Linked DNA regions of Homo sapiens: region 2 is linked to region 1. Evidence: read pairs that join two places in POLR2A ChIA-PET (ENCODE). Cell type or tissue: GM12878. All regions are shown on one strand.

Evidence for each region. Peaks named below come from ENCODE experiments on the same cell type or tissue, not always from the same donor. Only the 100,000 strongest peaks of a DNase experiment are listed, where the experiment ranks them.
Region 2: POLR2A ChIA-PET joins it to region 1 with 6 read pairs; 2 of 35 experiments call an interaction of 5 or more read pairs at or near these places.

What each region holds. Positions count from the first base shown.
Region 1 is chr11:10,469,780-10,472,279 of GRCh38, reverse strand. All of the region lies in intron 2 of AMPD3 (adenosine monophosphate deaminase 3), which reads right to left. Among named protein-coding and RNA genes, the nearest start is that of AMPD3, 16 kb to the right of the region's middle. In GM12878, no CTCF peak of the experiment used is centred here; no DNase peak of the experiment used is centred here.
Region 2 is chr11:10,640,433-10,642,932 of GRCh38, reverse strand. The region is part of intron 2 of IRAG1 (inositol 1,4,5-triphosphate receptor associated 1); the gene reads left to right. Among named protein-coding and RNA genes, the nearest start is that of IRAG1, 52 kb to the left of the region's middle. RefSeq lists enhancers at 750-929, 950-999. In GM12878, no CTCF peak of the experiment used is centred here; a DNase peak (open chromatin) is centred at 1,082; H3K27ac peaks cover 1,762 bases.

The DNA of each region.
Region 1 (2,500 bases):
TGTGTGATGTTCTCCTCCCTGTGTCCATGTGTTCTCATTGTTCAACTCCTACTTATGAGTGAGAACATGCGATGTTTGGTTTTCTCTTCTTGTGTTAGTTTGCTGAGAATGATGGTTTCTAGCTTCATCCATGTCCCTGCAAAGGACATGAACCCATCTTTTTTATGGCTGCATAGTATTCCATGGTGTATATGTGCCATATTTTCTTTATCCAGTCTATCATTGATGGACATTTGGGTGGGTTCCAAGTCTTTGCTATTGTGGATAGTGCTGCAATAAACATACGTGTGCATGTGTCTTTATAGAATGATTTATAATCCTTTGGGTATATACCCAGTAATGGGATTGCTGGGTCAAATGGTATTTCTAGTTCTAGATTCTTGAGGAATAGCCACACTGTCTTCCACAATGGTTGAACTAATTTACACTCCCACCAACAGTGTAAAAGCATTCCTATTTCTCCACATCCTCTCCAGCATCTGTTGTTTCCTGACTTTTTAATGATCGCCATTCTAACTGGCGTGAGATGGTATCTCATTGTGGTTTTCATTTGCATTTCTCTAATGACCAGTGATGATGAGCATTTTTTCATATGTTTGTTGGCTGCATAAATGTCTTCTTTTGAGAAGTGTCTGTTCATATCCTTTGCCCACTTTTTGATGGGGTTGTTTTCTTGTAAATTTGTTTAAGTTCTTTGTAGATTCTGGACATTAGCCCTTTGTCAGATGGATAGATTGAAAAAATTTTCTCCTGTTCTGAAGGTTGCCTATTCACTCTGATGGTAGTTTCTTTTGCTGTGCAGAAGCTCTTTAGTTTAATTAGATCCCATTTCTCAATTTTGGCTTTTGTTGCCATGGCTTTTGATGTTTTATACATGAAGTCTTTGCCCATGCCTATGTCCTGAATGTCCTAGGTTTTCTTCTAGGGTTTTTATGGTTTAGGTCTTACATTTAAGTCTTTAATCCATCTTGAGTTAATTTTTGTATAAGGTGTAAGGAGTCCAGTTTCAGTTTTTTGCATATGGCTAGCCAGTTTTCCCAACACCATTTATTAAATAGGGAATCCTTTCCCCATTGCTTGTTTGTGCCAGGTTTGTCAAAGATCAGATGATTGTAGATGTGTGGTGTTATTTCTGAGGCCTCTGTTCTGTTCCATTGGTCTATATATCTGTTTTGGTACCAGTACCAGGCTGTTTTGTTTACTGTAGCCTTGTAGTATAGTTTGAAGTCAGGTAGCGTGATGCCTCCAGCTTTGTTCTTCTTGCTTAGAATTGTCTTGGCTATACAGGCTCTTTTTTGGTTCCATATGAAATTTAAAGTAGTTTTTTTCTAATTCTGTGAAGAAAGTCAATGGTAGCTTGATGGGGATAGCACTGAACCTATAAATTACTTTGGGCAGTATGGCCATTTTCATGATATTGATTCTTCCTATCCATGAGCATGGAATGTTTTTCCATTTGTTTTTGTCCTTTCTTATTTCCTTGAGCAGTGGTTTGTAATTCTCCTTGAAGAGGTCCTTCACATCCCTTGTAAGTTGGATTCCTAGCTATTTTATTCTCCTAGTGGCAATTGTGAATGGGAGTTCACTCATGATTTGGCTGTTTGTCTGTTATTAGTATACAGGAATGCTTGTGATTTTTGCACATTGATTTTTTATCCTGAGACTTTGCTGAAGTTGCTTATCAGCTTAAGGAGATTTGGGGCTGAGATGGTGGGGTTTTCTAAATATACAATCATGTCATCCACAAACAGAGACAATTTGACTTCCTCTTTTCCTGTTTGAATAGTCTTTATTTCTTTCTCTTGCCTGATTGCCCCTGCCAGAACTTCCAATACTATGTTGAATAGGAGTGGTGAGAGAGGGCATACTTGTCTTGCGCCAGTTTTCAAAGGGAATGCTTCCAGTTTTTGCCCATTCAGTATGATATTGCCTGTGGGTTTTTCATAAATAGCTCTTTTTATTTTGAGATACGTTCCATCAATACCTAATTTATTGAGAGTTTTTAGCATGAAGGGGTGTTGAATTATATTGAAGGACTTTTCTGCATCTATTCAGATAATCATGTGGTTTTCGTCATTGGTTCTGTTTATGCGATGGATTACGCTGATTGATTTGCATATGTTGAACCAGCCTTGCATCCCAGGTATGAAGCCAACTTGATCGTGGTGGATAAGCTTTTTGATGTGCTGCTGGATTTGGTTTGCCAGTATATTATTGAGGACTTTTTTTTTTTTTTTTTTGAGACGGAGTCTCGCTCTGTCGCCCAGGCTGGAGTGCAGTGGCGGGATCTCGGCTCACTGCAAGCTCCGCCTCCCGGGTTCACGCCATTCTCCTGCCTCAGCCTCCCAAGTAGCTGGGACTACAGGCGCCCGCCACTACGCCCGGCTAATTTTTTGTATTTTTAGTAGAGACGGGGTTTCACCGTTTTTAGCCGGGATGGTCTCGATCTCCTGACCTCGTGATCTGCCCGCCTCGGCCTCCCAAAGTGCTGGGATTACAG
Region 2 (2,500 bases), 170 kb before region 1:
TCGGCCTCCCAAAGTGCTGGGATTACAGGCGTGAGCCACCGTGCCCGGCCCAGAGAGTCCTTTTATCCTGTTGTAAGAGCACTGGCTGCTTTTGCTGCTGGATCTCCTCTCTACCAAGGCAGTCCCTGTTTGCCCTCCAGGCTACAAGACAGGGATCTGGGGATACAGTCTCACAGCACGCACCCACCACCACCACTTTCACCGTCATTATTATTGCTTTCTCTCATTTAATACTTAAAACAAGCCTAGAGAATAGTGATTATTAGCTCTATGTAATGTTTTAGACCATGAAAGAGAAGTTTAGTAACTAGTAACTTGCCCAAGGTCACCCAGGTGGGATTCTGGTCTAGGCCTACCCGACTTCTTCACTAGCCCACATTGCCTTCCAGCAGGGTCCTCCTCTCCTGGGCTGTCTGCCAGCGCCCATCTACAGGATCTAAACCCCCCATGCCTGCCTGAGCTGGAGTGGGCTGGAGCTGGGGCTGGGGGTGTTCCTTACAGTTTCCTAGCCTGGGCCTAGCCATGTGACTCTGGGGAAAGGAAGCTAATATTCCCATCTATGACACTGGCCTATATTTATCCCTGTGCCCAGGCGGTTAGGAAAACTATTGTGCATTCCTGAGAATCTATGAGTGAAATAAACATTTAAATGTTTCTATAAGATTTATTTAAGGAGAACAAAATGTGGCCTGCTGGCTTATTAGAGGGTGAGCTTGCTGGGAGATGACCCAGCCCTCAGTGCTTGGCTGATTCCAGGGAAGGGAAATGGACCCCCAGGGAGGCTGGGCCCATGGAGGAGTGAGAAGGGCAGTGAGCCAAGGGCATCCTCTGCCCATGCTGTCCTTTTCTCCAGCTGTGTGTTCAGCCTTGTGCTGGTTTGAGGGCTTCCTGGAGGAAGAGGTACCTTCTGTGAAGGAGAGTGCAGCTTGGAAGAATAAGAGTGTCAGAGGCCAGCAGGGCACCAGGAACCAGGGGAGGTGAGACCAAAAACTGGGGATGCAGCTTTAAGAGTAGCGTGGTGTCGTGGGAAGGACACAGCCTGTGTTCAGTCACTTCCCCTATTTACAAGCGGCACAGCCCTGGACAAGTCAGTTTTTGCATTGATAAAGTGGAGATCAAAATAGAAAAGCAGAAGAGAAAAAAGAAAGATATCAATCTTCTACCCCATGCTCATGGCCTTCACTTTCATCTTCTCGTTTCCTCTTCACAATTCTATGAGTTTGGGAGGCATTATCACCCCCAATTTGTAGGTGGTGTCCTCAGGTTTACCCACTGAGTTTCTGGGAGGATTCGGTGAGAAAACACGAGGGGGGTCTGGGACAGGGCCCACCACACAGTGGGCCTGAGTAACTGCCAATTCCCTCTAGCCATGTTTGTTTCTGTGCTTCCATGTCTGTAACCCACAAAGGGCATTGATTGGTTTGAGAGGCAGAGGGTGAGAGGGAGTGGAGCCGGGTGAAGGTGGCCTTGGTGGTGGGTCCTTGATCACTTGGGCTTATGTGGTCAGATGCCCCAGGAGAGATGCTCCATTGCGCCGTGACCACAGTGGCTGGGCTCTCCCAATTTAACTCCAGATGGTTGAGGAGACCCAGAACTAAGAGCAACCATCTTTTCAAAACCAAATGCCAAAGTCATTAATTCAATCCCGAAGGGAATAATAAGGGAACATAACATCTAATGCTTAGTGAGCATTTGCTCAGTGCTAGGTGCACTTCCACAGGCTTGCCATCTAGGGCTGCCAGATTTGGAAAATGAAAATATGATTATATGCTGTACATGGTGGCTCACACCTGCAGTCCCAGCTACTCAGGTGAGAGGATCACCTGAGCCCAGAAATTTGAGACCAGCCTGGGCACATAGCAAGATTCAGTCGAGAGAGAGAGAGAGAATACAGTTATGTCCATGGAATATTTGAGACACACATACTAAAAATTATCTGTTGTACATTTGAAATTCAAATATAACTGGGGCATCCTGTGCTTTATCCAGAAATCCTATTTCTATATCAACTTGTTTAATTCTTATAACTACCCTGTGAGATAGTTCCATTATAGATTAGGTAACTGAGGCACAGAGAGGCAAGGTAACTTGCCCAAGGTTATCCAGCTAAAAAGTATACCATAAGGTAGTGTGGCTTCTGAGCCTGAGGCCCTGAAGCCCCTAAGCCAGTAGGTTGTCTGGCCAACGCTATTTGGTCTTACTGCTCTCCCAAGCTTTCTTGAAGGCCTGCCTTGTGTTTGACAGCTCAGAATGGGAGCAGGGATGCGTGTGTGCACTGCATGAAAATCTGGCAGAATTCACCCCAGAGGGCCCCTAGAATCTTCCCACACACTCTCTCCTGGATTACTGTCTCCCCAGTCCCTGATAGAGTGAAAAACAGCCCCCACAAGACCTGAATGTTCCCACCAAAACAGTTTTGCAGAAAAGGAGAAGTTGCCCAGAGCTTGCTCAACGATTCTGTCAGCTGATGAGGGAAAGAACACTATGATTTTATGAGTTG